Linked DNA regions of Homo sapiens: regions 1, 2 and 3 are each linked to region 4. Evidence: chromatin contacts called from ENCODE Hi-C or POLR2A ChIA-PET data. All regions are on one chromosome and are shown on one strand. Each heading gives the region's core, a stretch centred on a gene start or an enhancer-like site at or near the end of the contact. The rest is flanking DNA. Distances are from core to core; before and after follow the strand shown. Region 1 overlaps DYRK1A (dual specificity tyrosine phosphorylation regulated kinase 1A). Region 2 overlaps DYRK1A (dual specificity tyrosine phosphorylation regulated kinase 1A). Region 3 holds the start of HLCS-AS1 (HLCS antisense RNA 1). Region 4 overlaps DSCR9 (Down syndrome critical region 9).

Region 1 (2,866 bases), core at 22-2,521, 190 kb before region 4:
TATATATATTAAAGGAGACAAACTGAAAGGAAGGTAAAAACCAATAGCAGATGAGTCAATTTTGCATTAAAACCTTGGTCAAGGTCAAAGAACATGTGGGATTATAAACATGGGTGCTGGATTATACTACTCCAATGGCATTTTGGAAGTGGAATAGCTGAAATTTGTGTTAAAGAGGCTAGAAGCATGTGCTTTCTCATGCAATTATGTGAAAAGAACTAGGGAGAAGGTTTAAGAACTAAAAGCTGAGCAGATTAAATGAGTTTTGCCCCAAATTTTGGCTATCTCAACCATCAACTCAGTATCTCTGAGAGCACATCTGGGCCTGAAAGACAAAATCAGGCACTGAGTATTTGGACGTACCAACAAATAGAGGAAAACAGGAGGGAAATGCCTCATATGCACATTACCTGCAACAATACATAATGCACTGACACATCATTTCTAAAACTGAAGGGGAGAAACAGAAGTTTCTGGGGGTAAGTTATCATCAGTAATTGTAAAGTAGTAGTACAGGTACTCTGTTACTAACTCAAAATATGTAAACTACCACTGATATTCTATTTTGCTTGCTGTCCTCTGTCTTCCTTTAGAATGTGAAAACATTTACAATGATTTGCACAGGTTTGTATGACCTTCAAGTCTATCAACTGTTTATCTATTCTCTTGTGAATAGATATTCTCAAAAATGAATTCTCAAACCACAGAGCTTTTCGGGAACCTAACTCCCACTACTAGAAAGTGACTGGTCTATCAAGTAGACACTAGAAAGCACCCCTATCACATGCAGACCTAGGTTCCAAAGGCTCATTTCTAAGACAGTTGGTTAAAAGTCTACATTAAGAACTCCTTTAGTATGTAGTATGTAAAGCCAACTTTTATAAGGCGGGCTTGTTCCAGGCCCAGAAGACCTCAGTGAACTGAGCTCGAAAGTCCCAGTTATGTTTCACTGCATGAGATGACTTATCTTTAATGGGCCCTGGTATAAATTTTCTACTTTAAACCACTAAACCCCATAATTACAAAAAGTAAGTACCACTATCATTCCCATTGTCCAGGTGAGAAAACTAAGGCACAGAGAGGTGAAGTGAAACCATCCCAAATCACACACGACTAATGGTAGAGAGATATTCAAATCCAAGCAAACTGACTACTAAGCCACTGCTTTTGGCCATATTAAACTGAATCTACCATTTCCCCTACTCAAAAAGGGAGGAAAAACAGAGAAAAAATCCACTTCTCCTTTCTGTATTCTCAGTCTTGGGTAACGGGTGTCACCATCAGCCCAATCTCCCAAGGGCAAAAACTGTATTACCTTTGCACCAACCTAATAAAATTCCACCACCCAAAATTTGGTGTTGGAATCTCTGCTCCTTAAATATATGTATATATACATATATATCTTTATATCAACAATTTATATTTGCATCATCATTTTACCAGGTGCACAGTACTCCACTGCAAAGACGTAAATGCATTTTAAGCAAACACCTATTGAGGGTATGTGGCTTGTTTCTAATTTTCACTAGCATGAATTTTAAATCTTAGAGCCTGCTTCTTCCCCTCTGCTAACAGGAACTAAGAGCAAAGTGGTATGAAGAAAACACCAAGAGCCATGAAGACAAGTCCTTTAACTGATATGCTTGCTTAAGGATGTTCTTTTATGTCACCTACACAAAATGTACTCAAAATTTCTATTATTCAAATCAATTCTAGATCTTAAGAGGAACTTAGAAGAGGTGGCCCAATGACGCTCTAGGTGCTCTGGGAATCAAAGCTGAGATCCAGCGCTTAGTGCTATCTATTGTAACGTTTCCCTCACTAACCTGAACATCTAGGGTAATCTCATTTATGTATATATTCCCTAACAAAGGAGTATCTATCAGACAGAAGACATTTAGAAAGAATATGTTCAATCAGTAACCTGCAAGCCCTTCTCATAACTAGCTTATAAGAAATGCACTGGAAAACTGCCTTGCTCTCTCTCCCTTCTGACAGCACCAACTTTTCCACACAGGATGTTCTATAATACAATATATACACACATATATAATTTATATATAAAATGTAAATATATAATTGATTTGCATGAGTGCATGCATACATATACTTAGTTGGTTATATGTACTTTTATACGTATGTAATTATATATCATTTTATAAACCATTGCCTTTAAATAATCCTTGCATCTCAGAAACACAGAAAAATAACAAGGCCCAGAAATAATCAAAAACACACACTGCATGAATAGCTTACATTTTCTTCCAATGAGTCTATTACTAAAAGCAGTAAAGTGAGTTCAGTTTTACTTACTTCCCCTCCCACACTTCTGTGGAGTTTACAGAGAAATGCTACCCCCTTAAAAATTCTTAAAATGTATGTTCTTGTATTTCACAACACTAGCTATCCTCCAAATAATCCATGTCTCTTTCACATTTAGCCCTAACCTCAGATGTGACCTCTGGTTCTATCCCCTGACCGCTTCACTCATTTCTCTATACATCTTTCCCTGCAAAAGAAGTATTTTCAATGGTTTACTCCAAACTAATACTTCAAACTCTCTTCTCCACTCAAACTTTTCACTCAATATCTAGTCTAACAAGCTGTTGGGTGGCTGCCTACAGTGCCACATCCCTGCCTCCATTCTCTATGCCTACAACTCCTCATCACATTCCTGCACCACATGTTATCCACTTGAACTTCCCATCTCTATTCCCGCACCACCATTCTTTCAGTAATTTCATTAGAAGCTGCTGACTTTATCTAAATGGTCTTACTAAATCCTATCCATTTTCGAAGTGCCTCATGCCTTTCCATTCCTCTCCATGCTCACTTTAGTCACCTGAACCAAGTCCTTAATTCACCT
Region 2 (2,700 bases), core at 32-2,531, 240 kb before region 4:
ACATACGAAATAACCGTTTTCAAACACTGGACAACAGGCAGTGCAGAATCGTGATGACTGAAAAAAGAAATCACTCTTGGTGAGCCCTACAATCCCCCTGGTTTCCTATCTAGAGGCACTTTCCAGGGTACAATATAGGAAGGGGGAGCCCAAACAGAACACAGCAATCTCACTGTGCTGCAGAGACAGAAGGAAGAGTTCAAGGCCACTGAATTGGCTGGAATTTGTGCAGCAGGTAACAAAAAGAGAAGGAGCTCCATCAATCCGTACATAGGGTTCTCCTTGACTCTTTGGCCAAATGCTAAGCTGCACAAGCACTGGGAGAAGGACCATGAAGCCAGGCACAGAACAACTACCAGGGAACTGTGAACTGAATAACTACTAAAATTCACACAAGACTGTAAGACATTGAGTGTTCAAACAGGCTACAGTGGAGAAACCCACAGACATTCAACAGAGACCCCAGAAAATCCACATTTAGGGCTAGGGCTAATCCAGCCCTACAGTAAAGGCTGGCCCCTGTTCTAACAGAGACTGAAACAAACCTCAAAGGATCAAGATGGTCTGCAAGTGAATTAACAGCCTGCCAGGACGACATTCAACACTCTTTAAAGAGAACAACAAAATCCAAACACTCACGGGCCAGCATTCCTCATCCCCATAGCCAGCCCAATTCACTAGGCACAGCAAGAAGCAAGAAAATGTGGTCTGTATTCGGGAGGAAAAAATCCATTTAAGACTCAGAAATGACAGAAAGAGTGAAGTTAGCAGACCAAAACCACTATTATGAATGTTTTAAAATATAAAGGAAAACATGGACAAAATAAGGGAATAGTGAATCTTAATAGAGAAATAGAATCTACGAAAAGGAACTAAATGGAAATTCTAAAAATGAGAAACAAAATAACTCAAATGAAAAATTCACTGAACGGACCTAATAGCAGTTCAGACACCGCAGAAGAAAAGATAAGTGAATGGAAAAACAAAGCAATATAAATTAACCAAACTGAAAACAAGTTTAAAAAAAAAAAAAAAAGGAAAAAGTCACACAAAAATCACACTGAGGCAACTCAACCAAACTGCTGAAAACCAATGATGAAGAAAAAAATTGTAAAAGCAGCCAGAGACAAAAACACCTGTTTCCATATAGGGGAGTCACCACTTTCTCACCAGAAACCATGTGCACCGCCAGAAGAAAATAAAACATCTTTAAATGATGAAAATAAAAAAGACCTTTAACCTACAAATCTATATCCGGTGAGAACACCCTTCAAAAACGAAGGCAAAATACTTTTTCAGACCCATGAAAGTGAAAGAATTTGTCAACAGTAGATCCGCCCTCAAAAAATGTTCACACAAGTTCACAGAAGGAAAATGATTCCAGACAGAAACTGAGATTCACACAAAGGAATAAAGAGCACCAGAAATGTAAATATGTATGTAGATAAATATAAAAGACATTTTTTCTTAATATTTTTGAAAGCCAACTGACTGTTCAAAGCAAAAATAACATTGTGGAGTTTATTACATATAAATAAAACAATCACAGCACAAAGGACAGGAGAAATAAATGTAAGTATTCGGTTGGTGTAAAAGTAGTTGTGGTTTTGCCATTTTATTATAACTTAGATAATTTAAATAAATGTATAACTTAAATAAAATGAAATACTACCTATATTTGAAAATCAAAAATAATCATCTTAAAACTTTAAGACTAATATGCAGATGTGTGCTTTTCATTCATTCTGTATTTAACAAGCACGTATCATTTTTTAGGAACTGTACTATCCTCAACAACTAAATAACAGAAAATCTTACTTAACCCTACAGTAAAAGGGCCCTTACCACTCTTGATTACAAAAGGTAAGCCAAATTCTTACAGCTGAAATAGGAGGCCAAGGATTTATTTTTGGTAATACCATCTGGAAGACAGAAAAGATTAAAATAGTAATCCAACATATAGCTGCTGGATTCCATAAATTATCATATTGTACAGAGGATAACATATAATATGGGTAAATTTATATTTTCTTTAATATCCTAAAGTTATAAAATATTTTAAATAATAAGAATGAATAAAGCAGATAATACCACCTAGTACTAAGTTATTGGCAGTCATGAAAATTCCAGGTAGAGAAATAGTTTTTCTTGTAGTGCCCATAAATTTTAAATTAATAATCAGTAATGAAACCTATTTAAATTAAAATTCTTCCCTACTTAGTACAAAACAAGGTATTGAGCAGTCTTTGAGCCCTTAATTAAATCTAGGAATGAGCGTAGGGACGTTTGGAAACAAAAGACAGGTAAACAAAGACACGCAATGTCTCAAGACAAAGTCTGGAGGTGAAATTAAACCTTTTTAGACAAGTCCAACCACTTAATGAAAAGAATGAAGACCGGTGGTTCTCTAACTTTGACTGGAGGCTAGTGGCTAACAGTGGATTAGAGGCCAAAGTCTCCCTCATAGCGCAGTAACATTTCTGAGATGTGAACGCCGCAAGACTCCCCCACCCCTTTTGTTCGCTACTGCCTCCCCATGGCTTAAAACAGCAGAAGCTCTCTAAGTATCTGCTGCCTGACTTAATAATACAAAAAGAGCACAGACAAATCAATCTGCCATTAGGAGATTTTTAAAATGTCAACAGGAAACAAAAGATTCTCAACATGTTGCAATAAATAAAACATACAATCTGCCGAATT
Region 3 (2,700 bases), core at 23-2,522, 250 kb after region 4:
CAAACAAAAACTATCCTTAGATTAAGACATGGACGTGGTGTACATGATTGCTTTTGCTGCATCTTGCCACCTATTTTCAGCGAGGGCCAGAATAGGAAGCCACTGGATGGAATTCTTTGCTGTGCTTCGCAGCTGTTCAGAACACGTTCTTTACATAATGCCTTTTAAAGAAATGAGGTTCTATGGGAGAAGCCTCTGTGTCAGGACTAATTATGCTTCCCTTGGAGACAAGAACACCAAATCATGGTGATGTTTTCCTTTTCCCACTGGTGTTAGGATGCTTACAGTCAAACTGTTGACCCACATGTAGCAAGAACACCATAGGGAGCCTTCCTGGCACAGCCTTTTTAGAGGCAGCCTTCTTGGTGCTTATCTGTCTTCAATTTCTGTTTCCTGTCCTTATTTAAAAAAACATTATTGCATCCCGTGAATGTATGTGATTGACCTTAAAATCTTTTGCATGAAGGCTTAGTATAATTTAATAAAAACGGCCTTATCTTATTTTCCCAAGTCGACTGGGTAGCGGCTGTGGAGCGCTCTGGGACTCCCGGTGTGCTGCTGGTTAGTAAAGGTTGGCCTTGGCAGCTATGAACATAGGCAGAGCCCCCTCCTCAATCCGCCTCCCACCCCTCCAAGGAAGGGAGGCCGGACTTGGCTTAAACAGGTCGGGCAGCCACTGGAGCCTCCCCTCCCCCGCATCCACAACATACCCATCCCACTCCTCAGCCCTGGCGCGGCCCCGCACCCCGGCCTCCACTCCCTCGAGCCCCCTCTCCGGGTGCAGCCCCGGCGTCCCCTGACCCCGGTGCACACCCCCCGCCCCAGCGCTGCCCCTCGCCGCCGCCACCAGCCCTGGGCGCGGCCTCCGGAGCTCCCCATCACACAGCCGGGCGCGGCCTCACCCCCCCCCGCCCCTCCCGCCGCAGCCTCCAGTTGCCCGCGTCACCTTCCGGGTCCCCGCCTCCCCCGCCGTCCCCACCCCCGCGCCGCCTGGCCCGGGGGGGCGGCGCGGCCCTTCCGGCCGGGGCGGGGCCGGGCCTGGGGCGCTGGGGCGGGCGGGCAAGGCGGGCTCGCCCTGCCGGCGGCGCGGCCATGCTCATCACGCTGTGCTACCTGTACCTGTGGGCGCGCTGGGGTCGCCGGCCGGCTGAGCTCGTGCGCGCCACGGTGCGGCGGCTGCGTGCCTCGCGCTGTTCCTTCACCTTCTGCGGCGCGGCCGCGCAGCCCCCGGGCGCCCGCGTGTGCCTGAGCCGTGGCGGCCGCGTCTTCTGCGTCAGCGACAGCCAGGTGGGCGGGTCGGGCGGGCGGGCGACCCGGGCCCCGCGAGCCGGAAGTGCCCCCGTCCCTGCGCCTCGTCCCCGCCGGGAGCCCGGGAGTTCGGGAGCCCCGGAGTGGCGCCCTCAGTGCGGCCTGTGCGGCCCGGGAGGGGCTGTTGCCCCGGGGCCCAGAGAGAGGCCGGAGGTGCGGGACTCGGACCACGGACCCGGTCGCCTCTTCCCGGCCAGCCGGGCGGTGCTGGACGCGTGACTCTAGGCGCGCACCTGTGAGGACGTGAGCTGTGGATTGACAGCCGGACGCCAGCAGTGCCCACCTGGGGTCGCCCCCAACCTCCTCTCCCACACTTCGAGCCGGCGTTTGGGTGACCGTGAACCAGGAGAGACAGCTGTGGCGGGCCGGGAGCGGTGGCTTATGCCTGTAATCCCTGCACTCTGGGAGGCCTAGGAGGAAGGACAGCTTTGAGCCCAGGAGATGGAGACCAGCCTGGGCAACATAGCTAGACCCCTCTCTACAAAAAACAAAACAAAAAAAACACTTAGGTCGGCGTGGTGGCACGCGCCTGTAGTCCCAGCTACTCTGGAGGGTGAGGCGGGAGGGTCACTTGATCCCGGGAGGTTCACTTGAGCCCCGGAGTTTGAAGCTACAGTGAGCTATGATTGAGCCATTGCACTCCAGTCTGGGTGACAAAGCAAGACCCTGTCTTAAGAAAAAAAAAAAAAAATCCCAAACAAAAAACTCCCACCTGTGTCATCAGCTTTTTGTCAGATGTCCCCAAATTTACAAAAACTGCCCTTTTCCCTCTCCATCTTCTGTCAGTTGGTTGCATCATTCACCAACTTGGGCACCCGACTGATGGTCTTTGCGTCTTTTAAATTTCAGTTGACAGTCAGCCTTTGTTTTTTTTGACCCAGTGCTTAGGATGGTGGTTACGTGTTCAGCCCACTCTGTCACCTACCTTGTGACTTGGGCCAGTCAATTAATCTCTGTAAAAAGTCTGCTGCCTTGCTGTAAAGGGAACAATAGATCTTTCCATTCAGCTGTTTTTGGAAATGGGCTTAGCTTCACAGTGCAGTACTGCACAAAATTTCATGGACATCGGTAGCATTGTTCTCATTAATATTTAAACGTGTTTTGCTTTTAATCTGTTTCTTGTCCCTTTCCTCTGTTTTCTGGAATATTGCCTCACTTTTAGCACTAAAATGACGTTTTCTGCATATGTCACACCGTAAAGCCCCTGTGGGGAATTGAATCTTATCTCAGGTTTGAACATTGCCTGGAGGCTGTGCTTAGATATGGGTTGAAATTGTGCCACTAGCAAATAAAAAATACTCTTTCTTGTTAGTACCATATATGTATTATGTCACACTGAATATGAATGACTGTTTTCTCAGGTCCCCCAAGGTACTAGTTATGCAAATAACT
Region 4 (2,700 bases), core at 97-2,596:
ATGAACTCAAACAAATTTACAAGAAAAAAACAACCCCATCAACAAGTGGGTGAAGGATATGAACAGACACTTCTCAAAAGAAGACATTTATGCAGCCAAAAAACACATGAAAAAATGCTCATCATCACTGGCCATCAGAGAAATGCAAATCAAAACCACAATGAGATACCATCTCACACCAGTTAGAATGGCGATCATTCAAAAGTCAGGAAACAACAGGTGCTGGAGAGGATGTGGAGAAATAAGAACACTTTTACACTGTTGGTAGGACTGTACACTAGTTCAACCATTGTGGAAGACAGTGTGGCGATTCCTCAGGGATCTAGAACTAGAAATACCATTTGACCCAGCCATCCCATTACTGGGTATATACCCAAAGGACTATAAATCATGCTGCTATAAAGACACACGCACGTGTATGTTTATTGCGGCATTATTCACAATAGCAAAGACTTGGAACCAACCCAAATGTCCAACAATGACAGATTGGATTAAGAAAATGTGGCACATATACACCATGGAATACTATGCAGCCATAAAAAACGATGAGTTCATGTCCTTTGTAGGGACATGGATGAAATTGGAAATCATCATTCTCAGTAAACTATCGCAAGAACAAAAAACCAAACACCGCATATTCTCACTCATAGGTGGGAACTGAACAATGAGAACACATGGACACAGGAAGGGGAACATCACACTCTGGGGACTGTTGTGGGGTGGGGGGAGGGGGAGGGATAGCATTGGGAGATATACCTAATGCTAGATGACGAGTTAGTGGGTGCAGCGCACCAGCATGGCACATGTATACATATGTAACTAACCTGCACACTGTGCACATGTACCCTAAAACTTAAAGTATAATAATAAAAAAGAAAAATTGCTTCAAATGAACAACAAAAAAAAAGAGGCTGTGAACAATGAATCTAAAACAATATTTTCTTTTGGGAAATGCCCGTTTTGGCAGGAATACATTTTGGCTCCGCTGTGCTGTGAATTCGGAGGAAAAGTAGGGAGGGCCGGAAAGCCCAGGGCTTCATGCAGAGTAGACATCAAGAACCCACCTGCTCTGGAGTCTTGGTGGGCAAGGGGAACGAACCTTCCAGTCCATTTCTACCGTCACCATAATTCCTGTGTCTGAATCTGAATCACCTTCTTCAAAAACTGGGGGCTGAGGTTGCCTCCACATGCTAACGCTGATTCAGGGCGGCAGCAGATGCTGGTGTTCTCAGTTCCTTCCTGCTTCCGCTTCCTGTTCAGGAACAGGGCCGCATTTTCCCATCCTCTTCGGCTGTAGGCGTGGTCACGTGACCAGGAGGGCGGGGCGCGCCTGCCTAGCATACGCTGGAGGACGGCGCCCTCACCCTGGCGGGAGGTGGATCCCCAGCGCGGTGCAGTTACATCGCAGACATGGGCTCGTCTATACGCTGCTGGACGGCCGGGGTCTGGGCTCCACAGCCGGGGGGCACCACCCTGGAGCTGGTGATAGGGGAGGGAATCGCCGCTCGGGCGCCCGGGCCTCGCGCGGAGCCTGCGTGCGCGGGAGTTCACGGGGCAAATCCTGCCCATCCTCCGCGCTCAGGCGTGGCTTCAAAAGCCTCGGGCCGGGTGGTGCAGCCCCAGCATAACCTGGCGCCCCGGTGGCTGCTGGAGTGGTTGGCTCAGAATGGAAGGAAACGGTGGGGTCTGCGTTACTCTGTGGTGATAAAAAAGAGAAGCGGCAGCTTAGCGCCAAGAATAAATGATGACCGCCGGAATCCCTGCCGTTAGGCGCAGGTCTTGGCATGAGAGCTGCAACAGGGCGGCCAGCTGGGCGCCAGGGGGCCTGGGCCGCCTGTCCGGTGCGGGTCCCCGAATATCCTGGGCTCTTCCGGGAAGTGCCGCTGCGGTGAGGCCAGAGCCTCCCGCTACGGAGGATGCGATGTGATGTGCTGTGCGTTGCTCTACTCAACGGAGCGCCATTCCCGTGGTTTCGCCTTGCTGCAGTTTCAGTAGATACCGGCTATTGATTTTGGTCTGAGACTCGCAGCCATGTGAACATTAGTGTTATTCTGGGTCAGGCCGTCTTCTAAGTGCTGTATGTTACCTCGTTATAGCGACCCTGTGAGGAGGGAACTGTTAGTAGCATTAGCAGTCTAGGAAAAGAAATCCATTTTGCCAGGCGCTTGTCCATCCGTCTGCGCACCTCCCCACCGTTCCATCCCAGGCGAGCAGTCTGTAACGTGGTGCAGTTTTGCCTGCGCTGCAGCCCATTCTTTCACCTCGCTTCATTTGGGTTTTACTTTGCCGTGTCATTGACAAGTTTTTCTATGCATTTGTTCCCATGTATGCATCACAGGTTATTAGCTGCGTCACCACGTGTTGAGACGCGCGAAGGGCTCTGTTACCTCTTCATGGTTTGAATTGTTACGTCACCCTGGCGTTCTTGAACAAAGAATTGGACAAAACACACAAAGCAAGGAAAGAAGGAAGCAACAAAAGCAGAGATTTGTTGAAAATGAAAGTACACCCACAAGGTGGGAGCAGCCCATGAGGCTGAAGGGCCCGGTGACACAATTTTCTGGGATTTAAATACCCTGTAGAGGTTTCCCATTGGTTACTTGGTGTACACCTTGTGTAAATGAAGTAGTGGACCATAATCAGTCTGATTGGTTGCAGGAGAGGACCAACCAGAGGCTGAAGCGAAGTTATAAAGCTATA

Evidence for each region. Hi-C counts contacts between places; a loop is a spot of excess contacts on that map. ChIA-PET counts read pairs that join two places held with the same protein, here RNA polymerase II (POLR2A). Pooled maps may share reads with other maps.
Region 1: a loop to region 4 is called in a map with no recorded cell type, with 7 times the contacts of the local background. The contact joins two enhancer-like sites. A Hi-C loop is called at or near these places in 3 of 37 single-sample maps with no recorded cell type and 6 of 50 pooled maps. POLR2A ChIA-PET finds 5 or more read pairs at or near these places in 1 of 52 experiments (T-cell).
Region 2: a map of natural killer cell shows a loop between it and region 4 (6-fold over the local background). The contact joins two enhancer-like sites. A Hi-C loop is called at or near these places in 9 of 168 maps with a recorded cell type or tissue (CD14-positive monocyte, CD4-positive, alpha-beta T cell, CD4-positive, alpha-beta memory T cell and 5 more), 3 of 37 single-sample maps with no recorded cell type and 18 of 50 pooled maps. POLR2A ChIA-PET finds 5 or more read pairs at or near these places in 4 of 52 experiments (AG04449, MCF 10A, activated CD4-positive, alpha-beta T cell and 1 more).
Region 3: a loop to region 4 is called in a pooled map, with 14 times the contacts of the local background. The contact joins the promoter of HLCS-AS1 here to the enhancer-like site in region 4. A Hi-C loop is called at or near these places in 1 of 168 maps with a recorded cell type or tissue (B cell), 1 of 37 single-sample maps with no recorded cell type and 16 of 50 pooled maps. POLR2A ChIA-PET finds 5 or more read pairs at or near these places in 3 of 52 experiments (H1, OCI-LY7 and activated CD8-positive, alpha-beta T cell).

What each region holds. Positions count from the first base shown.
Region 1 is chr21:37,412,601-37,415,466 of GRCh38, reverse strand. The region is part of intron 1 of DYRK1A (dual specificity tyrosine phosphorylation regulated kinase 1A); the gene reads right to left. Among named protein-coding and RNA genes, the nearest start is that of DYRK1A, 47 kb to the right of the region's middle. Within about 2 kb of position 1,271, at least 2 of the 41 ENCODE cell types and tissues checked have a DNase peak (open chromatin) inside an H3K27ac peak, as active enhancers do.
Region 2 is chr21:37,460,197-37,462,896 of GRCh38, reverse strand. The region is part of intron 2 of DYRK1A (dual specificity tyrosine phosphorylation regulated kinase 1A); the gene reads right to left. Among named protein-coding and RNA genes, the nearest start is that of KCNJ6-AS1, 57 kb to the left of the region's middle. Within about 2 kb of position 1,281, at least 6 of the 41 ENCODE cell types and tissues checked have a DNase peak (open chromatin) inside an H3K27ac peak, as active enhancers do; they include CD4-positive, alpha-beta T cell, CD8-positive, alpha-beta T cell and natural killer cell, where a contact is called at or near this core.
Region 3 is chr21:36,965,031-36,967,730 of GRCh38, reverse strand. HLCS-AS1 (HLCS antisense RNA 1) reads right to left here and starts at 1,272. Exons shown (of 4, transcript NR_186434.1): 1 at 1,120-1,272. It overlaps HLCS (holocarboxylase synthetase), which reads left to right and starts at 1,062. Exons shown (of 11, transcript NM_001352514.2): 1 at 1,062-1,287. The coding sequence starts at 1,093. RefSeq lists silencers at 680-1,149, 1,220-1,549, 1,270-1,600 and an enhancer at 1,660-1,709.
Region 4 is chr21:37,219,962-37,222,661 of GRCh38, reverse strand. It overlaps DSCR9 (Down syndrome critical region 9), which reads right to left. Exons shown (of 3, transcript NR_026719.2): 3 at 926-2,424. Among named protein-coding and RNA genes, the nearest start is that of DSCR9, 13 kb to the right of the region's middle. RefSeq lists an enhancer at 1,623-1,772. Within about 2 kb of position 1,346, at least 38 of the 41 ENCODE cell types and tissues checked have a DNase peak (open chromatin) inside an H3K27ac peak, as active enhancers do; they include B cell, CD4-positive, alpha-beta T cell, CD8-positive, alpha-beta T cell and 2 more, where a contact is called at or near this core.